Linked DNA regions of Homo sapiens: region 2 is linked to region 1. The links are chromatin loops, found by intact Hi-C in ENCODE. Cell type or tissue: chondrocyte. All regions are shown on one strand. Links, peaks and the distances in the headings refer to the core of each region. The heading gives the core; the rest is flanking DNA.

Region 1 (13,199 bases), core at 2,674-10,673:
TTTTTCTGCACATTTTGGCCACTATTATTTCATGTAGAAAGTTGAGAGAATTTTATTCAAAGCTGCCTTTGTGTGAGGATCTGATAGCATAGAGGTAGTAGAAATAGACATTTTTTAAGGGGTAACTCCCAACAAAATAAAAGCGAAGTACCAGTTGTGGCAGGGATGACAGTGGTTATTGGATCACCGAGCTGTATTCTTTCTATCAGCTCTCTCCAAGGGACTCAGCTTTCTAGGAGGGGGAGATGGAAATCTTAAACAGGTTTGATAGCTTCCCTACCTTTTATCTGCCCAGACAACAAAAATAAAACAGCTCACAGTGTTAGGATTTGGGGTGATAAATTAATTTGGAGATATCTAAATGTAAAATGAGATTTCTGGGCACATGGCAGTGCGGTCTGTATGATAAACAACTGGGGTTGAAACAGTAAGTGCATGAACTAGACAGACTCTTTTTGACCAGACCTTGTGTTATAGGTGAATGAAATTTGGGAATCCTATACTTGGAATTCTGGAATGGCTAGCCTGGGCCAGGAAAAATCACTTTGTAATCTAAGAAGGAATTGAGTTAAGAAGATTTGTTCATCACACCACATTTCCATGTTGTTGAGGAAAATAGATTGGCAGTGGTGACAAGGTCAAGGATGTGTTGTTCGAAGTTGTAGAAGATAAGCAGCAATTTAAAGGCGTTACAATACATTTTTAAGAGTGGAAATTGCATTGAAGAGTGGAAGAAAAGTCGACATAAGAGAATTAGGGCATGTTGTTTGCCCAGGCTGGTCTTGAACTCCTGAGCTCAACCAATCCACCTGCCTCGGCCTCCCAAAGTGCTGGGATTACAGGCGTGAGCCACCGTGGCTGGCCCTTAATATGTTTTAAAAGGATGTTTAATACTCTTCATTACTGTGTTATGCAATAGTTGCATGATGATTTTTCTGATCTCTACATTCTATTTTTTTTCTTTTTAAAATGGAGCACAGAAGTACTTAGTTTCTGATGTTTTTCCATCTTGGCCCAGTAATTTCCTTTTTTTTTGTTATTTTATGAAGCACAAAACTAAATATTTTTGAACCAAGAGACTACTGTGTGGTATTAATTTTGATTTTGTACTAAATTCATGTTATTTACACAAATCAAATAGTGTCAACCTTAAAATTTTTTTAAGCAATATTTTTCTTATGTTTGAGAGTTAACATGTATGGTTGATTAGAATCTTCACCTTCTAAAGGGATTAAGGAAAAACCTCGTTCACTGTTGTGAATTCTAAAATGTTTTGGTTCCAAGTCCTAGTTTTTCTTACCCTGGTATTATGTCCAAAATGAATGCCCACTAAAAGTTAGTAACTCTCATGGCAATTAAAGTATTTTGATAATGTTTATAAGTTCTTGTTCTCAATTTTGCCACTAGTAAAGATGTGGGAGAAGTTAATCTTTTTTTGTTGTCTTTCTTGTGAACTTAAAGATCATTTTTCATCCTGTTCAACCTTTGGCCTGACCTTTTCAGGTCACTAAATGTCTGGTTTGCACTTCTTGTAGCATGTGAGAAATAATACTTCAAAATTCAAGTGTAATTGTATTAATTTTTGTGAATAAACTGCTATGGAGTGCTGAAGTGTGTTAAGATGCCTAGTCTTTTCAGAATTACCGGCATTATGGTATTGAACTTAAAATATTTTATGTTTATAATATTTTAGAATTTTCATGAGTCAGATAAACATATACCCAGATTTTCAGAAACTTGACATTTGCTTAATTGCTTAATAATTCACATCAGGCTTAGAGATTTGTGAAATATTTTTGGGATAATTTATTTAGAAATAGCGTGTGTTTAAATATTAATTTTCTTTTTTAAGAAAATGGGCAGATGATAAATTACCATGAAAGCTTCATTTAAAAATCTGTTGTTAGTATTGTCTTCTTTAATTTTGGGGAGAAAAAACTTCTGAGATGTTAACAATTGAACATGTAGTGTTGGCTCTTTTTGGCCTTCAATTTAAAATTGTCATGTGTTTGGATTAAAGACATGATGTATTTTTAGCTATTGGGCAAGAGATGGCAATATTGCATTACATGATCACTGCAGTTACACTATTATAAATGAAAGTGAATTTCATGTTACAAATGTTCTTCTAATGCAATTATTAGGCGTCATTAAATTAGTTTACACTTTATTTCTTCTGATTGATTTTTTAAAAAACTTTTTAGCAGTATTTATATAAAAATTGGACAAATTGACCCTTTCAGAGGCAGTATGACCCTTTCAGAGGCAGTATGATCTTGTGCAGATACCCGTCTGCAATATGTGTGCTGAACAGATGTGAAAATTATTTAGTCACTGGCTTACTGCTTGACACCTTCATTGCTCTGTTGCCCTGACTGTGCTTGTCCTAGAATCTGGTTGTTGTCCTCTTTGTCCATAGGAGCATATGAAGGTGGGAGTTTTTGAATTTGAGGACAAACATTTGTTACCTTTAATACTACATTGCTTTCATACTCACTAAAAACTAACCTTTGCATAGTATGCAACTTGTATAGCTTATTAATCTTCAAGTCTATTAACATATAATATGGTTAAAGAGGCTTAATAATAAAACAGAATGTAGTAAACTACTGCATTTAAAAATTTCCCACCAATTCCTACTTTACCAGCATATGTTTGATGGTTAAGGGGGAAGTGATTTGAATATCTCAGGATTTGCAGAGACTTTGCTTTTACCTCTTCTTTCATTGTAGCTTGGTCATTCTCAAATTTGAGTTTCTAAGGACTTTTAAAGTGTTACGTATGCTAATCCATGTATACATTATTTTTATGATTGATTAAGGACTTTTTTGGGAAGAGTTGTGGCTATACATGATTTTTACCTAATCTAATCATTTTAGATTCAAACTCCTTGCATAAAATGTAGCTCTGCTTAGCACTGCTGCCATTAGCTTATTTCTGCTGGCTTAGAGTGACGTCTCGGCTAGTTCCTGTGTTAAGATAATTTAACTGGTTTACATTTTCTTTTTTATGATGTGTGAGTTCTTTCTGTCTTTCTCATCTTTACCTTTGACATGTCAGAGACACTGTTGCTTAGTTATTAAGAACAGACTGTCAGCCGGGCGCAGTGGCTCATGCTTGTAATCCCAGCACTTTGGGAGCCCGAGAGGGGCGGATCACCTGAGGTCAGGAGTTCGAGACCAGCCTGGCCAACATGGCGAAACCCCATCTCTACTAAAAATAAAAAAATTAGCTGGGCTTGGTGGTGCGTGCCTGTAATTCCAGCTACTGAGGAGGCTGAGGCATGAGAATCGCTTGAACCCAGGAAGTGGAGATTGCAGTGAGCTGAGATCACAACACTGCACTCCAGCCTGGGCGACAGAGCAAGACCATCTCAAAAAAGAAAAAAAAAAAAAAAAAAAAAAAAAGAACAGACTGTAGCCAGCTCTTAATATTAAGCCAGACTGTAAAACCAACTACCACCATTTATTAGCTATATAACTTTGATAATATCTCTGTGTCTTAGCATCCTTATTAAATGAAGATGGCAGTGGTAGTCCTTTCTGAAGATTAAATGAATCAGTATATGTAAAGTGGTCAACTTTGTATTTTAGTATTATAATAATTATTAGATATGATACCTGGCACAAAGTAGTAATTCAGGTGTTTTTTTGTGTGCATTAGTGAACAAGTAAAAACAAGTATATTTCTTGAATATAATGTATAGAAGTAATTTTATTCTTTTTATCTTTAAGTTAGAAGAAAAATTAAAGTATATTCCAAAGGTTAGATAAATGCAGTGTGTATGGGAATCCCTTGAGTTTTTCAGTAAAATTCTATTTGGGTGGCTGTCAAGTCCAGTCTGCATAGTCTTGACATGTCTTGGATAAGATCCTTATACTATCACTTTTCCTGTCATGGACACTACAAATTATATTGAATCAGAAATCTAATTTAATCCATTCTTATTCAATTGGAAGCAGTAATTGCTTTCAATTTAATGGGATTGGATTCAGTATTAGAAATTTTGATGTTCCTTCAAACTTAATACAGTATGGTTATATATATTTCCATTTATTTGTGTGTGTTCCTGTGCCCTCGCAGAGAGATTATCTTGGAGTATTACTTGTATTCACTTGAGTTATTTGCAACGGTTGGTAAAGAGGCATATTGTAAGGGTGGGAATGAGAGTGGCATTCTCTTTGTTTTTTTTCTTTTCTACCCATGGAATAATGAAGAGAGAAATAATAAGGGCCTTCAAAATGGGATTTCCATCCACTCAGAAATAAGGAAAGGAAATTTAGAGTCTCTGGAGAAGATCTGGAATGCTATTTACTCTTGAGGGTAGACAGCATCCAGCCCTACTAAAGATGAAAAAAGGAGAGCCTGGGGATGAAATTAAATCCATCAAAAAATTCACTGTTGGTCAGGCCTGGTGGCTCACGCCTGTAATCCCAGGCTGAGGTGGGCGGATCACTTGAGGTTAGGAGTTCCAGAAGAGCCTGACCAACATGGTGAAACCTCGTCCCTACTGAAAATACAAAAAAAATTAATCGGCTATGGTGGTGGGCGCCTGTAATCCCAGCTACTCGGGAGGCTGAGGCAGAAGAATTGCTTTGACCTGGAAGGTGGAGGCTGCAGTGAGCCAAGATCATGCCACTACACTCCAGCCTGGGCAATAGAGTGAGACTCCATCTTAAAAAAAAAAAAAAATTCATTGTTAGCATGTTATTTCAATCTTTCCCGGCAAATCATACTTAGAGACAGCTAAGTTTATCAATTCTCATGTCCTATACGGTGCTTTTTCTTGAATATACGGTAGACAAGAGGTAAGGCCTAATGGGTGAAGTAACTACATTTCTGAGTTAGTGTCTAATTGTTTTTGATCACCTAGTTCCATTTGACAGAAGATGTAGTGCTTATGGCTCATCCCATTGACTCTTTCTCTGCTTTCACTCCTTCAGCAGTGTTTTCAGTAGCCTTTTTGGTGATCTTATTGACTTGTCTTTTTTCTGATGTTCTTTTTAATTGAATTGCTATATGATATAAGATGGAATGATTGTGTTTTAACCATGATCTTCAAGTCTGCTGTGTAAAGAACTAATGATTGCAGTTTGAGTAAAATTCTTAGTAACAAGTGAATCAAAGATAAAGATAGATCATTGAGAATATTTTTTTTCTCTCCATGAGGAAGTTCATTATTAGCTAGCTTACAAAAATGAAGGAATTGTGAGAGTGTTCTGGAATAAATGTTATGGCTTAATAAAACTATTCAGAAAATCACTGAACAATACAAAAGTGGAAGACATTGAAAATGGTATATGGACACATCTAAGATCAAAATTAAGCCAGAGAAGCTTTAGGGAGAGTATTTGAAGCTTATCATTTCCATTTGTAACGGCTTTTTATATTGTGGTGTAAAATCATGTGCAAGCCATAAACAAGGGCTTTTAAAAATATTTTTGTTAATTTTTTTTTAGTTTTATAGAGATGGTGTCTCACTGTGTTGCCCAGTCTGGTCTTGAACTCCTGACCTCAACTGATCCTCCCATCTCAAATTCCCTAGTCACTGGGATTACAGGCATGAGCCACCACACCTAGCCAACGAGGGCTTTTTTTTTTTCTCATTAACATAGAGATATGAAGAATACTATATTGGATTAAAAGTTTTTGCATTTGTGAAGTGTAAGCAGCTGTGTGAATGTAGTCAATGTGTATTCTTCATTTAATAAACATAAGTATCTTTTCCTTTCCAAATTATACAAAAAATACTAAAAGCAATCAAACGATTTTTACAGAATCTTAACTAATATAAAAATTTGTTCATTGCTTATAATACAGAATAATTATATAACTTGGCTCATTATCTAAGCTTAATGAATTAATGTTGGAATGTAAAAACGAGCAATTTTAAGCCAGCGATGGCTCAATCATTTTTAACTGAGGGATTTTGGGATCAATTACTAAAATGTTCTGAGCCTCAGTGTCTTTAAAATGTAATGATGCTCTATTAATCTCATGAAATTGAAGTGAAAACAAATGTGAGGTAATATGTTTTTGGAAATATTTATAAGTTTAAAAATAGCCTGCTTGGTACTTGTGCCTGTAATGCTAGCTACTCAGGAGGCTGAGACAGGTGAATTACCTGAGGCCAGGAATTTGAGTCTGTCCTGTGCAACATAGCAAGACCCCATCTCCAAAAAAGCTAATATATTTATAAAGCTTAAATGTTATAAAATGATAAACTGATGGTTTTTGAATTCTTTGCTCTACTCACCTTTCATCTGTTAAAGATGTTTTTGTACAATTTAGCTCAGTTCCTAAATATACCAAAAGATGGCACTGTTTACCTATGTTTAATATTTTAATTTGCATTTTTTGATGAAAAAGTGTGTTGAATGTTTTATCTACAAATGTTTTAAATTGAGGTTATTTTTTTACATTTAATTTTCTGTTTTGTAAATGGATCTTTAATTCATGTAAAGTTTACTAGGACCAGGTTTCATTTTTATTTTGAAATGGTTTGGAAATTCAGATATTTAACAATCATTTTGTAGATATAAACTCCTGTGTGATCCATTGTAATTAATGATAAAACCTTGTATTAATGTGACAGCTAATGTTTCATGGAAAACCTAGTTGCTTTTGTATAACAAAAACCATTAAATTTTTTAAGCCTCTGAAAACAGTCCAGTGATTAAAACATGACAGCCACAAATAAATTATTTATGTGGCTTTTAGGTCACACTGCCCAGGTTTATTCATTTTAGAAAGTTATTTTATCTTAAAAGTACCTTTGAAAATGTAGCAAAACCTTTCATTGCTTGAATTTCCTACTCACAGTTGTGTGATGAGAGGAGAATCTAGGTCCAGGTCCTGCGAAGAGCTTCTCTGGGTGAGAAATGCAAAAATTAGATAATATGAATTTGACTTGAAGTGAGGGTTATTTATATAGCAGGATGTGGTGAATACACTTCCCATACAGTTAGACGGAAACCTCCTGATTGTTCATTTATACAGCCTATTACATCCAATGTAGTTTATGACCTAGAAAGAGAATACAAGTAGGATATTTTTTTATCCCATCAAAGCTATCTATATATATATATATTTTTAAATGAACAGCATTTGTCAGTGATTTTTACAGGGGTGAAAAAGCACAAGACAGTTCCATTACTATTATAAAATGTTTTACTTTTGTTGTGGGGGTAAGTTTAGAAGTCCAAGATATAATAATTTCAGATGTGCTTCTACTGTTTCCTTTACTTAAAAGTAGGGACTATTTTGAGGCAATATAATTTGTATGTTTCAGTTTTTATTTCTCTCTGAAAATCACTTTTTAGGGTACCATGCCTTGGAAAGAAAGTTTACATTTTTTTCCGTTAAAAACCCATCCTCCTAACTCTGAAATGACTGTCTCAGTTACTAAATGTATATAGCTTGGGGGAAGTGAAGGCACAGTTGGCAGTTAGAGGTTTGTTTTTATGTTCATGGGAGTATATGTGCTTATATTTAAATGTTCACTCTTCTAGCAGGGTTTGTTGATGTTAGTAATATGCTACATATGCGATTTGTCTGAATTGTTTAAAAATGCATAATTACAGGAGGATTTGATTATTCAGCAACAGTTCCAGTAGCTAAAGACTATCATATAGATATTTTCTTCCAGTATTTGACAGTGGTTCTGTGAGCTATGAGTAGCATAAAAAATAAAAAGAAGATACTGTGACTCTTTAATACCCTAGAGGCCGTAGTCTTAGGATATTCTTACTGTAGAGATGAAAAAACAGGGCTTCATTAACAAACTGAACTGCTATTTCACCTCTTTTAGTAGATGTGTAATTCTGTGGGTTTGGTAAATAACAAAGGCTTTTTTCCTAAATGATTTAATGCTTTCAGATTTTTGTGGGAAAATTAGAAAAAGCAAAAATGCACTCAGTGATTTTTTTTTTAAACCCCTTTGTTTCTGGACAAATGGACAAAGATAGTTAAGTGTCCCAAAAATGGTTTTAACAGGCTTCCCTCTCCAACCCCATACATACCCTGGCTGTCCATAATTCCAATTTTGGGTAGGTAGTAAAATGTGATATTAGACTACGAGTATTTTCCCTCCAAATAATACTTGTGATTAAAAGAAATGCAATCAAATAGCATTATATATTCGTTATGAAAGAAAGATCTGTCATGCAGATTTTGCCTGGTTCCTTTAGATGCCTTGTAATAATGTGCTAATTTATGCTGATGATCTTGCCTCATGACCCTTCTGTGTGGCCTAGATATGTTAATATGTTATAGCTTTTTAATTTCGATCCTCTGTGTTGGTTGAATATGCTTGTTAGTCCATAGTGCCACTCACTAGTCTGTGTCAAGAACTGAAAAAGAACAAGAAAAATGTATCTCAGAATCAATTTCTTTAAGCATGTATCAGTAATGGAGGAAATTATAAAATATACATAATTTTAATAGGACTTTATGTCTGAACATTCATTGAAAATAGTAAGCACTCTAAGTACTGTAAGCTTTTAATTAGGAAAGAGAGTTGGGTCATTGGTTTTATTAAGCAAGGGCTTATTAACATCTTTTGATTTTTTTTCTTGATTTTTGTTTAATATCAGTGAGAAAATATTACAAGAATGAAAACTAGACATCACTGGCAGTTTTTACTTTATTGCATCCATTTTTCTGTTCCCTAAACCTTGAGGGTTATGCATCTAAAGATTCCCATGGTAGGAAAATACTGTATGTGGTTCATAAATTCATGACCTTAAGGTAGCAGAGACCAAGGCCTAAAATAGATGGGAGAACTCAACTGTTTAAAAAAATTTGTTAAAATAAAAATTCCATAGAAGGAAAACAATTTATGTACCTTAAATATAATTCATCTTTATTATCTTTCCTCATCTACAGAAGCTTCTCCTTATTACTTATTTGTGTTCTTTCTACAGAGAATATACTAGGAGGGGTATTTTTCCTTATTTTTAGCTCTTGATCTGAAAGTGTAATGTTCTTTTCGCTTTGTCTTGAAATTGTTGCCTCCCCATTTTTGGGTCTCATCTGGATCTGAAAGACATTGACTGACTCAAATATCCGAAAAACTTGGTAACTTTCAAATTGGTATACGTGGCATAATTAAGAATATGTTGGTGCAAAAGTAATCGTGGTCTTTGCCATTGAAAGTAATGGCAAAGACCACGATTACTTTTGCACCAGCCTGTATTTCACAAACGTCTCTGTGCCTGTGATTACTTCTCTCTAAAATGGTTTATGGAGTAGTTGTTATGATTAATAAATGGTTGATAAATACTAGCTATTATGGTATTAAGCATTAATAAGGAAAATTCACTATTACATGTAAATGTTTTGAGTCCCTGAAATTAACTGGCAACTTAATGAAATTTGATTTAAGCACACATTTAGTCCATTTCAATCTATTTAAACGTGTTTCTCTCTTGCACATCTTTTTCTGATGGAGAGCGTGAGTTAGGAAATGAGCCAAAATAGGATATATAATGGATAGCCTCTTTTGGTAGCCAGTCAGACAGAATGGGGTGATGTCTTCATAGAAGGAATATGGAATTAGGAGTTGGAAGATTTGGGGTCTTGCTCCAAAGATCACTTTGATTGTTGGTGAACTTATTTATCTAGTCTCAGCTTTTTAATTAATTAATTAATTAATTATTTTAATTTAGAGACGAGGTTTTACTTTGTGGCCCAGGCTGGAGTGCAGTGGCATGATCATAGCTCACTGCTACTTTGAATTCCCAGGCTCAAGAGATCCTCCTGCCTCAGCCTCCTGAGTAGCTGGGACTACAGGTGTGCACCACCATGCCCAGCAAATTTTTTTTTTTTTGAGACGGAGTCTCCCTCTGTCGCCCAGGCTGGAGTGCAGTGGCGCGATCTCGGCTCACTGCAAGCTCCTCCTCCCGGGTTCACGCCATTCTCTCACCTCAGCCTCCTAAGTAGCTGGGACCACAGGCGCCTGCCACCACGCCCGGCTAATTTTTTTGTACTTTTAGTAGAGACGGGGGTTTCACCGTGGTGGCCAGGATGGTCTCCGTCTCCTGACCTCGTGATCCGCCTGCCTCTGCCTCCCAAAGCGCTGGGATTACAGGCGTGAGCCACCGTGCCCAGCACCCAGCTAATTTTTAAATTTTTTGTAGAGACGGAGTCTTGCCATTTTGCCCAGGCTCTCCTCCAACTCCTGGCCTCAAGGGATCCTCCCACTTCAGCCTCCTAAAGTGTTGGGATTCCAGGCGTAAGCCACTGTGCCTGGCCTATTCTTAGCTTTTAAATTCTCGTCTATGAAATAACGCATTTGACTGTTCCAAAAGTGTGGGGGACAGGTCATCTTCTTTCACATGCATTGTCTTACTTTGTAAGGTAAATAAAGTACTATATTAAGAAATGTGGGCCTGGCACGGTGGCTCACGCCTGTAATCCCAGCACTTTGGGAGGCCGAGGCGGGCGGATCAGAGGTCAGGAGATTGAGACCATCCTGGCTAACACGGTAAAACCCCGTCTCTACTAACAATACAAAAAAAATTAGCCGGGCGTGGTGGCGGGCGCCTGTAGTCCCAGCTGCTTGGAAGGCTGAGGCAGGAGAATGGCGTGAACCTGGGAGGCGGAGCTTGCAGTGAGCCGAGATCGCGCCACTGCACTCCAGCCTGGGCGACAGAGCGAGACTCCGCCTCAAAAAAAAAAAAAAAACAAAAAAACAAAAAAACAAAGAAATGTGAGGTGTGAAATCCTTCTTGAACATTTTTAACTTCACTCCTCCCTATGCTGCCACTCTGCCCCCTCATCAGACTCTTCCTTAACACACTGCTGTGACCCAGATTGTCTTTATTTCTTCTTGTAGCACTTGTTAGACTCTATTGCAATTATTTATGTATTTGTCTCATTAGACTGATCTTGAGTACAGAGATGGCCCTTTATTCTTGTATTCAAAGTACCTACCACCATATTTGGCTTATAATAAGCCTCAGTGTTTGTTGAATGAATTTATATCAATATCCATGCCATTCATGAGAAACAAAACTTATTATATAGAGCATAGAGGTGGTTTCTAATTCGTGTTGCTCTTATTTTTACTGTTAGATGTAAAACGTTGAATGATTTGTTACCACTTGGCATAATTAAATTTAGCATTTTTCTAGTTTAAGTAGTTCAGTTTTTGAGACACTTTTATGAGCCTCACTATATTAATGGCCTTATTGGTGCTTTACAGATTTTGTGATTCATGGGCACTGTAAGTATAAATTTCATGCTTACAGCAATTGAATAAAATAGGCACATTGTTCTTTGTTAGTTTCTTCAGTTGGTTCTTTTAATTTTCCTGTTCTTACTGGTGATTCCTTGAGGCATCTGGCCAGTGTTGAGTATTTCTTCCTGACTCATCATCCCTTCTGCCACCTGCCAAAGGAATGCTTTTACTTTGGTCAAGAGCATTTCGAGTGAGTTAGATTTCATTATTGGTGTAGGCTATGGACCACCTGATAAGTCTAAGCATGTCATACTAATTAGCATTGACTGCCAGCCACCATAATGCTTAATTCAGGTGCTATGCTGTTTTAATTCTAAAGGTGTTGTGAAGTATGGAAAAATCCTTTACCTGAATATGAAACTAGCTACTAAATTTGGAGTTCTCTCCCTACCCCTGCAGCATTTTCCTTTGTGTGAAATTTCAGTTGATTATATTCAATTTACTTTTATATAGTCTTTCAGAATCAGTAGAATTTTTTTCCTTAGATATATCTAAGTCACTCCTTTTTGAGATGATTTAGAAAAGAGGAAATTGAGGATTGGAAGTTAAAAAGGGAGAAAGATGGCTGGTAGGTAACATGTAGAAGTTTTAACCTTTCATCTCAAGAGAGTGATTCTTCTGGGCTTTAATACGTGTATCTGAGAGCTGGGAGGAAGCTGTGTTGGAGGGTGTCTGGGACCTGGTGAGACCTCAGAAAATAAGAGTCCATCATAAAGTAAGAAAGGCATTGATGGGACTTAAAAATATTTGACTACAGCGAAAGCTTTTTATTTATTTATTTATTTTTATTTTTAATTAATTAATTTTTGTTGTTGTTGTTGAGACGGAGTCTCTGTCGCCAGGGTGGAGTGCAGTGGCATGATCTCGGTTCACTGCAACCTCTGCCTCTTGGGTTCAAGCGATTCTCCTGCCTCAGCCTCCCGAGTAGCTGGGACTACAGGCGTATGACACCACGCCCAGCTAATTTTTGTATTTTTAGTAGAGACGGAGTTTCACCATGTTGGCCAGTATGGTCTCTATCTCTTGACCCCATGATCCATCCACCTCGGCCTCCCAAAGTGCTGGGATTACAGGGGTGAGCCACTGTGCCCTGCCAATTAATTTATTTTTTTGAGACGAAGTCTCACTCTGTCGCCTAGGCTGGAGTGCAGTGGCGTGATCTCAGCTCACTGCAACCCCCGCCTCCTGGGTTCAAGCGATTCTCTTGCCTTGGCCTCCCGAGTAGCTAGGACTACAGGCATCTGCCACCACTGCCAGCTAATTTTTGAATTTTTAGTAGAGACAGAGTTTCACTGTGTTGGCCAGGCTGGTCTCAAATTCCTGACCTCAGGTGATTCAACTGCCTTGGCTTCCCAAAGTGCTGGGATTACAGGTGTGCACTGGGTCAGCTTTTTAGAATGCATTTTATCTGCTGCAAGTTAAAAGAAATTTACTAGCCTTTGAATGAAACTGTAGAAGGAAAATCCTGAATTCCTAGATATCAAGGGATGGTTAGAGAACCCCCAAAAGTGCCGTATTGATCATTACAAAAAAAAGGGTAAAATGTACCCTTATAGTCTCTTCATTTAGTGCAATATCTTTATTGTGGTAAGTTATAGATTATTGATAGGGGCTTCTATAGTTTATTTTTCTACTTTTGGTCTCCTTATCCTATCTTCCCACTAGATTAAAAAATTCTCCCCAAATATATTCTGCTGTGGGGATTTTCAGAAATGTTAGCACCCTCACTGGGGAGGAATTACCTTCTACCTGTATTTCTGGAAGGGGAAGCTTATGTGAATCTCTAAAAAGAGAATTATATTGATGTTACGAAGTAAGTACTATAGGTGAAAGAGAGAATAAGAAAAAACTCGATGTTTAAAGGAGCATCTATTGAGTTACTCTGTGCAAGGCTGACCAACTCACCTTGTGATCTTAGTCAAGCCATGTAATCTCCCTGAGCCTCAGTTTATTCATA
Region 2 (13,199 bases), core at 2,449-10,448, 310 kb after region 1:
GTGAAATCTGAAAGGGTCTGCTCCTTTTTTAGTTGATCCAGACTCCATTGATAACACTAAATTTTCATGCTGTTCTGCAGTTATAGACCCTTAAACTTAGACTCTCTTTGTACTTCATCATTGTAATTTACACACTAGGTTGGTACATTCTCTTCAAGACAGTTTGCCTTGTGCTTCCAGCTGCTCCCCAATAGCCATTGTGCTGAATAAGCACTTATTTCAGTATGTCCTTGATACAATTAATGCAGGCATCTGCAGAAGCGGCCGTGGCAGCAGCAGCTGCAGTGCCTTATGGAAGCCAACTTCTGCTTAGCATTGTGATAAAAGAAATAGTTTTGAGCTGGAAGCTAATGTTGGCTTATTTTTAGCATAAAAAGAGTTGCACCTGCCAGGGCTAGCGGAGGACCGAGGTTTGTTGATTACACGTTCTTGTTAGTGCCATTGTTATTGGTAAAATGGGCATGATGTCATCCTTATCAAACTGAATTGGCACCCTGCAGAGTGACAAATAATTTACCCTCTGCGGTTTTATCAGCATGGGCCGTGTGTTAGAAGTGACTAGAGTGCTGAGTTTTCACAGTTGAATGCTATGGAACTGCAGAGGTGTATGAAAATGAAAGGGATTGATACTTGTAATCAGTGCACATAGTAATGGCCAAGGTGTAATGAAACATAAGTGCACATTTAGGGTAATTATGCTGCTACCAGGTGGGGCCCTGGGGCTTTGCATGTATAGAAGCTGCTTGAGGTGGCGGATGTGCAGCGAGGAATACTGCAGCACCATCTGGTAGATTCTCATTTTCTCATTAATTCTTCTGTCCCCTAAGTCTGGGCTACATTGACTTTGAACAGCACTTCATCTGTTCAGTATCTCATCTCATTTTAGTTGGGAGTTGCTCTCAACAGTGGTATTGATATGATGTAATTCACAATCTCGGCCATGTGAGATATATTAAAACAAATCATCTAATTGATTTTCTTTTTAAGTAAAGCTAACTGTCCCTAGTAACATTCACATGACCATCTGATTCTAAACCATTTACCACTCTTGTAGTTATTTAAATTAAAATAGAGTATTTGTTTGATTTAAATTAGCCAAATGAACTTTGTTCTTCAGAATAATTTATAAATAAAAGTATAATTTAAAGAGTAAATAGTAAACCACATTGCATTTTCCTTGGTCATTTTTTAACGTGTGTGTTTTATTTCTACAGGCCGATGTAGTTTTTGTCTCAAATATAACAAAAACTTGTTTATTAGTGAAGCTTCAGAATAAGAAAGTACAGTGATGGTTGCCCAGCAGTATAAACATACTAAACTCCACTGAATGCACAGTTAAGAATGGGTAAAATGGCTAAAAACAAAAAAATAGTATTTGAGGTTATATATTGTGTAAGGAAGTAAAATTCTTAAAACTTGCCAAATTAATTTTATACGAATGCTTTCACATAACATTAAAAATAAGATTTCTAGCATAATATTAGTAGGTCATATATGGTTGATTTCCTTATCAATATGAATATTAATATCATGAAACATTTTTAAAGATCCATAGTATATATTCATATAACACAAATAGTCACAATGAAGTAGCATCTGATGGCTGATTTTTTAATGCTGTATAATTTATAACGGGGTGCAGTGTATCAAAATAAGACGATCTAGCATCTGTGATTGTAGGTAACTGACATTAGTGATTTCACGATTTCTTTAATAAGTACAAATATAACATTTATATGGTCTGAGTGCTTGAACACCTTTCTATAAATAATAGAAATGTCCCCATTAAAATGTTCCACTTAGAGAATCCCCGTGCATTTTGTCATTTTATTTCCATGAATGTTCCAAAAATGGAAAACGAGAGAAAAACCTATTCGCTTCTTCCAAACACTACATGAATGCTCCCTGTGATGCCCTTGAGGTCAGTGTTTGTCAGTGTAGTGCCACAAAGATGTGGAGAGCTGTTCTGTCAGTGACGCTGCTGCCATCTGAATTTCCCATCACTCATTTCCAACCTATTGTCCAGATACTGCAGGCTTCATGAGAGGATAGATTTATAAGCTACTTTAGTACTTTAAAATGCCCAACTAACTTTTTTCCCCATTTACTTTGAATAACCCTACTATAAGAGGTTAACAAAATGTATCTTATTTTTCTCCTATTATATTTCTAGAAACTCATTAGGGCAGCAACAAGAGTTGGTTGAAAACTCCTTTTAAGTTACATCTTGGGAATTTACTTGATTATTACTTAATATACACTGTGATGATAGAAAGCATACCAGCAGTACTTTCCTTCTTTCCTGACGTTTACTTGTTTGTTTTCAAAGCATTAAAATATCAGCATTTTTTTCCCCTCATACATTCAGTAGACATTTGCTCTGTCATCTGTTTCTTTACAGGCTGTGAGTATAGGAAGAGCCTGGGTAGTGAGATTACACTGTTGAATCCTGGCTTGGCCACTAGCCAGGTATATGACTTTGGGCAAATAATTTAACCTTTGAAATTGTCAATTGAAATTGAAAGTGTCAATTGTTTCAACATGTAAATAATAATTCTTTGCCTTGCATAAATTGTGAGAAATCATCATAATGATTGAGCATGAGCACTCAGTAGATGGTCAGGACTGTTATGGTGCACATTTACCAACAAAAGATCCATAGCATAAAAATGATCAAGAACCCATAAACTCATATTTAAATTATCTTCAAAGAAATCATTACCCAGGAAAAATCCAAGAGTAAGTTGTTATATTTACTAATACTGCGCATTCCTCAAGGGCAAGGGTGGCCTCATACCCACACAATTCCAAGGTACTTATTGCACACAAGTAATGCTAACTGATTGAGTGGCATTAACCAATTAGGAGAAGTACCTGTGGATCCCTTCTCATGATGATATTTTTAAATGTGTAAAATAAAATTCATAGGATTAAAAGAAAGCAAGTTATATTGAAATAGCGTTATCAGTACATGAACATTTTCGTGATATATGTGCTTCTTTATCAATAAGCTGAATAAGATGCAGCTGTGTGTCTAATAATTACCATAATTTCAAAGTATTGTATATTTCAAGATACCTGAAATAATTGTAATATGATATGCAAATTTTTATAATTTCTCATGGGTGAAATCACAGCCACTACAAATAGCTATAACTTGTTGCCTACATTCACAGTTGTAGAATTGGTAAATTTTGGCAAGAAATAAATGAAAACGAAGTTATGATTTTTTATTTTTATTTTTTGCACCCAAGTTCGGTCTCTTCCCACTCTCTTAGTCTGTTCAGTCTCAAATAGCTTTCTTAATGAAGATATAAACAACAACAACGACAAAAATTAATAAAAGCGCTTAGCAACACCAAGAAAATAATCCAAAAATGATTAGGCCAGAAGGTTTGTGCTGTCTTGGCCCTTGACCAAGACCTCTAGTTGATAGATCCTTCAAGGTTACCTCTCTCAGCCCCCTTCTAGAAGATTAACCATGTCTTAGAAATTGGTGCTAAGTAGTTCCTTCTTATTTGATGATGATTTTAAATGCATGTACTATTTTGTCTGAACTAGAATCCAAACTTTCCATGAAATTAACATCATTCCCTGTTGAATCTAGGTGTCATAGCTCTATAACCTTCAATTAGTTTACAAACAATATATATGTCTCCTTACCTGTGAACAAGGAATGCTTAAGAACACAATAGGCTTGGAATTTGCAACTAATTTGGCCCAATCTTGAGTAGATGGCCAAACTAAAATCTTGAAGTTATTTTGCCCCAACATAGAGCAACAGAAAAGACTCAAGCAAGTTCCTTAGAGATTGTAGCTGCATAGTTCTAGATATCTTTAATATAGAAGGGAGTAGCCACACAAAAAATATCATGTTTAAAAACATAACCAACAACTTGTATTATTGAACATATTTTAATTTAAAAATGTATATTTTAGAACAGCAATATGAATAAATGAAAACGTGTGTGAAAATAATTCATTATTACTCTGAATAAGCCTACTTTTCCTAATTATCCCTAAAAAGTTTATTTTTCTATTTCCTGATTATCTCTTTTAAAGGTTAATTTATTCTTATAGCTTTGATTATCAAAATTATACTCAGAACTAAGTAAACAACATCCTAGCAAGGGTCATCAGTGTGTAGAGAAAGATTAATTTGGGCTTTCAAGATGGTACAGGATTATAGAGGAGGTGACCTTAAGTTGGGTTTCAAAGAACACATTGGGTTTAGAAGATGATAGAGTTATATGGAAAAAGACATTCCCATTCTAGTCTGGAGAAATAATATGAGCAAATGCTGAAAGAAATGGGCATGCATATTTCAGTCAGAGAACACTCTGCAGTCTGAATAGCTGGGTGGATACAATTCTGGAGGGGTGAAATTATTGAAGCCTTGTGTCCTATTCGTTTTCCTTTTAATCAAAGAGAACATATTAACAAATCTACATGGTAGGAAGATAATTCAGTTGTAATATAAAGGATGGTGTGAAAAGGGAAGACATTGGAGACGAAAGATTATTAAGGACTGTTAAAATGTTCCAGGTGGGAGTCTTAAACTTTGGCAGTGGTTATTGGAAAGGATGGGTTAGAACCAAAGGATATTTTAGAATACAGATTTTGAAAAACTCGAGAATTTGGAAAAGAACGCAGTCACAAATGACCAAGGATTGTAGCCTGAGTGGTTGAAAAGGGTTGTGTCGGTAATGGAACTAGAGATCAAAAAAGGAGCAGCATGTCTTATAGGGAAGGGTAATTTTAATCTTGAGCTCAGTGTAGTGTTGTCTTTATTTGTAGACAAATACAGCTGCCCGTTCCAAATTCTTATCTGTGGCTCCGTTTAAAAATTCAAGTTCAAATGAAATTTTGAGAGTCAAAAATTGGAGTAAAAGCTGAAGAGGGGACATGAGGGGCAAGAGATGATGAATAAGACGATGTTTAAGAGATCATTGATGTGGCAGTTAGGAACTTAAGAGAGCATTTCAATAGATTAGTTGTTCTCAGTCTTTAGTGTGATAAGAATTACCTAGGAAGCTTATCAAAAATGTAGATTTGGGAACTCTTTGTCATAGGTCTCTAAGACTAGGGCAGGACCTGGAAGTATGCATTTATAAACTCTCAGGTGATGCAGATAATAAATAATGATTATGGTAGCTGATATATATTGAGGACTTCTTACATGCCAGACATTGTGATTATATTTATAATCACGATCACATAAGAACCTTACTGAGTATGTATGTAATTTTCCTATTTTACAAATGAGACACAGAATCACAAAGAAGTTAAACAATTTCCTCAAATTTACATAGCCAGGAAGCGGTAGTTCTGTGGCCCATGATCTTGATCACTCTGTTGTTCCCAATAAGTGCTGATAATCAGTATTTAGAATAGGGGCCATTAGAGATACTTGCAGGAGGGCCATTGTCCCACCCTCACATCCACCAAGGCCCCCACACATTGTATTTATTTCCGTGGGTGTTTTAAAAGGCAGTGCTTTGTTTCATGTTACAATTTTTGTAACCTTGCTTAATTTTTAATATTCTTTGAGCCTTAAGAAATCTAAGAGACCAGGTTTCTCTTAACTTCCAAGAGGTCCTAGTGAGTGATTGCAAAAAAATTGGATTGCAGTGCATCGAGTTGCTAAGGGGAGGTGAAAGAATCGAAGTAGCTAACATTTGGAGGTTAAGGAGTAGTAGGGCAGGTCCGGAATTCTGTGTGGAAGGTGCTTAAGGGTGGCAGTCCCAGATGGGGGAGCTGTGGGTTTAAAACAAGCAGCCTGATTTTACTTAGAATTATGTTTGTTTGTACTGGCTTGAAGGACGTTGGGCCTGGGATATAGAAGTAAATAATTGGGGTTAGAGGTAGAGTTAGGGGGAGATGGCTAAAGCCCCATAAAAGCTACTCTTTGGTGCCCTCAACCATGGAAACAATGGAAATGGTATGGTAGATGATGAAATTGTATGGAGGAAATGGCATTTTTACATTGGGGGCTATTTATCCATGTTTCTAGATGAAAAGGAACAAGGAAATAGCAAGTTTTTTTGTTTGTTTGTTTGTTTTTTTTTTGAGATGGAGTCTCGCCCTGTCGTCCAGGCTGGATGATAGAGTGGTGTGATCTCAGCCCATTGCAACTTCCGCCTCCTGGGTTCAGGCGATTCTCCTGCCTCAGCCTTCCAAGTAGGTGTGATTACAGGTGCCCGCCACCACGCCTGGCTAATTTTTTTTTGTATTTTTATTTTATTTATTTGTTTGTTTGTTTGTTTATTTTTAAACTTTTTTTGAGATGGAGTCTCACTCTGTAACCGAGGCTGGAGTGCAGTGGTGTGATCTTGGCTCACTGCAACCTCCGCCTCCAGGTTCAAGCGATTCTCTTGCGGAGCTGGGATTACAGGCATAAGCCACCACACCCAGCTGATTTTCTGTATTTTTAGTGGAGATGGGGTTTCACCATGTTGGTCAGGCTGGTCTCGAACTCCGGGCATCAAGTGATCCGCCTACCTTGGCCTCCCAAAGTGCTGGGATTACAGACATGAGCCACCGTGCCAGGCCACAATATTTTAATATTCCTGAAAAGAGGCATCTTAATAGATGAGAGGGCGACTTCAGAAGAGATGGGAAAGGAAGGTAATGTTAGACAAACAAAAGATTAGGGACATTCCTACTCTGATACAAGAAGGAGCAAAGAGAGGTTGTGTCAAAAAACTTGAGATATTTTGAACTGATGGGAGGAGGGTTAAAGAGTTTCAGAATAAATAATGTCTAGCAGGCCGGCGCGGTGGCTCACGCCTGTAATCCCAGCACTTTGGGAGGCCGAGGCGGGTGGATCATGAGGTCAGGAGATCGAGACCATCCTGTCTAACAAGGTGAAACCCCGTCTCTACTAAAAATACAAAAAATTAGCCGGGCGCGGTGGCAGGCGCCTGTAGTCCCAGCTACTCGGGAGGCTGAGGCAGGAGAATGGCGTGAACCCGGGAAGCGGAGCTTGCAGTGAGCCGAGATTGCGCCACTGCAGTCCGCAGTCCGGCCTGGGCGACAGAGCGAGACTCCGTCTCAAAAAAAAAAAAAAAAAAAAAAAAAAGTCTAGCCCTTTTGATAAGTAGGTGGCAAGACATGCTTCCAAGTAAGCACTGAGCATTTGAAGAGATGGTTACATATGACTTGATCATTCTGTATCTTTGTAGACCTTTGAATTGATAAAAGAAAAAAAATAGTGCTTCCCACTCTTATAAAATGTTTCAGTATGTACAGTTATAATATTTCATGTTCACCATTGTCTCTGAGATGTGGGGAGGGGGGTTGGAAGATTGATTCCAGGAGAGGGCAGCAGCGCTGTAAGCATTTAATTTGGGTATATCCTTTCTCTGTTCCCTTGGCTTTTAAAAATTAAGTAATAATGTGTTCTCTGTCTCTATTACCTTCACTAATGAAAAAAAATAGGGTCTGTAAAGCTATTTAATAATCTTACAATTTATTAATTTATTAGTTTCACATTACTAAACATGGCAATTGTGGAAAATACAAAGCTACTGAAAATTATCCTCATATATAATAGATCTATTTGAAACATTTTGGTATGATTTAGACCCAGTTTTGTCCTGACTCTGTGTGTGATTTGTATAATAAGAAATTGAAAAAAAGGCTTACTAGCTTAAATAGCTTTAAAAATATAAACTGTGGGAACATAGGACTAATTGGGCTTGTTGAAAGAATTTTTAACAGATAAACATTAATTTTTATTAAGCACAGACCGAATTGAAAAAGGCTAAACTTACATGTTAAAATAATTTGGCAATCTAACTGCAGATTCAAAATTTCTGAAAATGTAAATAAATTAAAATGTAGGCAGTGTTTTACCATCTGTAATGAATTAGCATTCCATTTTTACCAGCTGCTGCTGGGGTTTTTGAAGCTGACTCAGGATCTGAGCACCCTGGTGGGTTTCTGCTGATAAATATAAGAACCTGTAGTTTAAAACTGGCAGAGCTGGACTGGGGATTAGAAAAGTCACTGCAACTTTAAGCAGCAGATTCTTTCACTTGGGGCAGGATGTAAGGGTGTACTTTCTCTAAAGATGCCGTCAGTACAAATGCGGAGGATAGATTACTACTGCTTGCTGCTAACATGACAGGACATTCAGGGTGCCACTACTGTTGAGTGTGGAGTCAGCCTTGGAGGAAAAAATCCCCAAAACCTTCTTTGGCAATTGTCTCTTATGTAGTGGACATATTTTAGGCAAAATGACAGCATTTGTGCATTGATGGGATTAATGCTTCATTCTAAGGATTAAATTCGTTAATATTTTTTCTTTGTGTACTTTTTTATTCCTAAAACTTTTATTTTGAGCATGCAGGAGACAGGGATTTCTTGGAAAGAATATGAATTTTGAAGTCAGGCAGACCTAGATATGAATGCAAATTCTGTTGCTTCTTAGCCACTTGTAACAGGCAGGCGTAGAATTCAGTGTGTAATCATTAAACATTTTGTTTTCTTTCCTCACATTGGTGAGGATAGTTTTCTTTTGAGTATTTGCTTTAGTGCCTTTAATTAATGAAAAACAACTAGTTAAAAGGTTGGCTAATTCCTTTATGATATACACACACACACGTACACACAGAGCTACCTATCTCCTCTCTTACTTTTTATTGTCAGTCTTTTTATTACAAATTAGTCTTCTACATATTATAAATTTAAATGCTAACTAGAACCAGCTAAAAAGTCAATACACTTGTTCAATCAACACTTTTATTTAACACATAGTATGTGCTGTGTATTGGAAGGTCTGGTGATGATGGTTCCAATTCTGGCCTTCTGAAGCTTATATTCTAAATGGAGGATGCTGTAGACTGCTGTGAATACGGTGGAATCAATAAGCATTTACATTGTGATGGGAAAGACTTTTGTGGTTAGGGAAGCATTCCTGCAGGCAGTGTTGTAAAATGTGGAGCACTTTACAAAAAATATGTTCATAATAGCAATTACGACTGAGGGATATGAAAACACCTCAACTGTTAAATAAGCATGGTGATTCTGACCTGGACAGATTTGTGAACGTCATCTACAAGTCTTTGCCATCTAATATCTGATGAGATTTAGGGATTTTTAGCCTAATATCTTGAAAGTATCCTTGGAGTTTTCAGATCCTCACTTTGTCCAAACTTGCTGTCCTGTTCCTGTTTTCACAGAAACTTCAGGTGTCCTCACAGGCTGACTAGGACCAAGGTATACCTATCTGACCATTATGCGGGCCAGTCTGAGGTCACTGCCCTGGGGCTGAGACCTGTGTCACTGATTTACTAGTGACTCACTGTGTATTACCGCAGCTGGCCCTTGACTCTGCTTCCTCAGCTGTAGTTCAGTATGAACTCAGAAAACTTGTTTGTGACCCGAAATTAGTTCTGTGTTCATTTCTTACTCTTACTCATGCACACATGACTCATGACTTAGTCCTTGTTTTAAACTTGTGCATTAGGGTAGCTCTGAATTATGTCCTCCTTCTCCTAGAAGCAGAACCTCTTATCCTGTTTTGACTTGGCCCTTGACTGCTTAAAATGTCTGTAGTTGGCTTTGTATGGTTATAATCCTAGCCCCTTAGGCTGGGAATTTTGGCCATCTGTGGTCTCTATTTCTAGCCTTAGCCCTAACCACCCCACTTCCTGCTGCTCCTGTCAAATGCACTTACTTATACTTTTCCGTATGTGTCTCAAGCTTTCCTACAAAGATGATGGGTCTTTGCTGACCCTATTTCTTTCGTTCAGGATGAGCTCAAAATTACCACATTAGTTTTGAAACTTGCTCTAATTTCTCCTACCAGGAGGAATTTCTTCCTTCTTGGCAATACTGTGGTATTTAATGGTATTTTACTGTTTTGCACTTTGTATTATACTTATTTGTGTTATGTCTTGTCGCCCCTACTAGACTGTAAGATGATTTTATCTGTATACCATTAAGTGTCTCATACATACAGATTCTCAGTAAAATTTTGCTGGTGGAATGGAGTGGAGACCCAGGCTTTAGATAGTAACTGGGAACAACAAGATCGAATTTCTTATCTGTTCGTACCTAATAAGCTCCTCTCTCCCCTCGCCCATAGGCTTTGCTTACCTGTCACAGAACCTACCCTGCCTTTTTTCCTACATGCGGTATTATTGTCCTGAACTCCTTCAAGTGTTAAGTAAATCAGTAAATCTTTAAAGCCAACCTTAGCGGCCAGGTGCAGTGGCTCACGCCTGTAATCCCAGCACTTTGAGGGGCGGAGGCCGGCGGATCACTTGAGATCAGGAGTTCAAGACCAGCCTGGCCAACATGGTGAAACCCCGTGTCTACCAAAAACATAAAAAATTAGCCGGGTGTGGTGATGCATGCCTGTAATCCCAGCTATTCAGGAGGCTGAGGCGCTTGAACTCGGGGAGTGGGCGGAGGTTGCAGTGAGCTGAGATCATGCCACTGCACTCCAGCCTGGGTGACAGAGCAAGACTCTGTCTCATAAATAAATAAATAGCTAACCATAGCAACTCTATCAGATTTTAAAGAAATATCCCCCTTCGGCAGGGCATGGTGGCTCACGCCTGTAATCCCAGCACTTTGCGAGGCCAACGTGGGCGGATCACCTGAGGTCAGGGGTTCAAGACCAGCCTGGCCAACATGGTGAAACCCTCTCTATACTAAAAATACAAAAATTAGTCAGGCATGGTGGCGGGCGCCTGTAATCCCAGCTACTCGGGAGGCTGAGGCAGGAGAATCACTTGAACCTGAGAGGCAGAGGTTGCAGTGAGCCGAGATCGCACCATTGCACTCCAGCCTGGGTGACAGAGCAAGATTCTATCTCATTAAAAAAAAAAGAAAAAAATAATAAATAAATAAAAGAAGTATTCCCCATTGGTGATTGTACCAAAAGGATATAGAAATACCTGCCTAGTCCCTAGGACTGATGTACAGGTGGACTCTTTGCATTTCTGTAGAGAACCCACAAAACCTCTAGTACCAGTGACAAAGTCAGGCTGCCCCAAAGGGGCAAAGCCACTTTGGTAGAGTGAGGAAGAGGCAGTAAGAGTCTCTAGTTAGTTTTGAAGTCTTGGTCTTCCCTGGTCAGGAGGAGTAGAGTACACCTGCTGGTTTCAGCACTGCTCTCAGATGGTTAAAAAACCACTCTCAATATATAATATCTCCCGCCTGTTATGTAATAGTCACTTCAACAGTTTTTATGTTGTTTAACTTTTCAATACAACCTTTTTGGATTATCATTATTTCCACTTTTATAGATGAAGAACTAGAGATTCAAAGATTCATTCAGGAAGCAAATATGTGTTGTATCCTGGGGTCAGGCTGACTGTTGTCTCTGCCTGCTAGTCTGGAATTTAAACCTTGTTCTCCTTTGTCACTTGATATTGGCAATTTCTTTCCTGTCCTTGCTGGATTTCCTGCATTTCTCACTTGTGCTCTCCTCTGACTTTTCTGACCTCTTTGGTTCTAAAAATTATCCCTGATTCCCACACTTCTGGTTCCTATTCTGTGTGGTGACCCCTGCTGTTTGCTGCCCACACCTCGGAGTGATGCTGAGTGAGGGAATCCAATCTCCCAAACAGGAAGCTTACCAAGTTTTGAAAGCAGAGCCTTTTCTTGCAGTCAATTAAAGGTTCACTCTGACTGTCCATTTTTAAACTATGGTATGAATTTTGTCTGTCATTTTCTTGCCCTTGTCTTCCTGTGAGAAGACTGTGTTTTATTTATCAAGATAGTAGTTTTAATTCTCTTAGAGGTTGGGGCTTTAATAATTGAGTGATTTAAAAACTTTTTATGAACAAATTCTGTGTCTTCCATATCACACCTAGAGAAGCAGTGAGGGACATATTTTACTCTTTAGAATTATATAAGTAATTTCCTCATGCATCAATAGAAAGAAATTAGCTACAGGCTTCGGAATGCTTAGAGTGGGAATGCGAGATAATCGTAAGTAAGCTCTACATAGCTGGTATTACTTTTTTTATTCCATCAAAGAAACTACATTTTTTTTTGCTTTTTTTCGAGATGGAATCTCTCTCTGTTTCCAGGCTGGAGTGCAGTGGCACAATCTTGGCTCACTGAAACCTCCACCTCCTGGGTTCAAGCTATTCCCCAGCCTCAGCTTCCTGAGTAGCTGGGACTACAGGCACGCACCACCATGCCCAGCTAATTTTTGTATTTTTTAGTAGGGACAGGGTTTCACCATGTTGGCCAGGAGTGTCTTGATCTTCTGACCTCATGATCCGCCCACCTCGGCCTCCCAAAGTGCTGAGATTACAGGCGTGAGCCACCGCGCCTGGCCAAGAAACTACATTCTTTAAGTTATTATAATATTTAAATATATAAGTAAAATGCCACCATATATCATAATACTGTTCTTTTTTGTGATTTATAAATTTCTCTATGGCCTGTATCTTATACTGTATACATAAAGCCTCCTGAATTCATATATAATGTGGGTCTGAGAACATATTTGACAGTTGATTATCTAAAAGTCAGATAATTGACATGTTATAAAGGGGTGGGGAGGGTTGCTAAATAAGTTTCCATTAGGCTAAGAAAAGATTATAAAATTTCTTATTATTGGTTCATGCACAGTTAAGCAACTCAGCAAGTGAAAGAAAATTTACAGATGGCTTGAATGTGTTGGGTTTTTGCTTTGTTTTTGGCAAGGGACCATCGGCTCTGAAGATTAGGGAAGTCATCCAGGCATCTTCCTTTCCCACAAACCCACCAACTCTGTTACCTGGAGCTTAATACATATGTGATCTAATACAGTATCCTTCCATGTGATTAAGCTTTTCTCCCATTACTATTCATTAAACAGACTATTGACATCTCTAAGTGTGATCCCCAAACCAACAGCATTGGCATCTTGGTTCTCAAACATTAAGGAACAGCACAGTCGCTTGGCTGGCTTATTAAAAACAAAGATTGCTGGACCCCATCCTCAGAGTCTGCGATTCAGTAGGTCTGGAGTAGAGCTTGAGAATTTGCATTTCTGTCAGGTTCCAAGATAATATGATGTTGCTGGTCTGGGACTACACTCCAAGAAACACTGAAAACAGACTTTGCTTTCACCTTTGATTTATGAATCCCTCTTTGCCATATATAATCATAGCATATATTTTGTATATGTGATATATAAATTGATAAACTTTCATTTTTCATTCTGAATTCTGTATGCTTGTTATTGA

Evidence for each region. Peaks named below come from ENCODE experiments on the same cell type or tissue, not always from the same donor. Only the 100,000 strongest peaks of a DNase experiment are listed, where the experiment ranks them.
Region 2: a loop joins it to region 1, with 2.9 times the contacts of the local background. A loop is called at or near these places in 13 of 110 quality-filtered maps.

The regions. Positions count from the first base shown.
Region 1 is chr6:20,558,065-20,571,263 of GRCh38, forward strand. The region is part of intron 4 of CDKAL1 (CDKAL1 threonylcarbamoyladenosine tRNA methylthiotransferase); the gene reads left to right. Among named protein-coding and RNA genes, the nearest start is that of CDKAL1, 30 kb to the left of the region's middle. In chondrocyte, for the core only: CTCF peaks have their summits at 6,325 (motif pointing right) and 6,526; no DNase peak of the experiment used is centred there.
Region 2 is chr6:20,868,251-20,881,449 of GRCh38, forward strand. All of the region lies in intron 9 of CDKAL1 (CDKAL1 threonylcarbamoyladenosine tRNA methylthiotransferase), which reads left to right. Among named protein-coding and RNA genes, the nearest start is that of CDKAL1, 340 kb to the left of the region's middle. RefSeq lists enhancers at 1-2,048, 8,831-10,030, 9,374-9,603. In chondrocyte, for the core only: CTCF peaks have their summits at 5,766, 7,312 (motif pointing right) and 7,520; no DNase peak of the experiment used is centred there.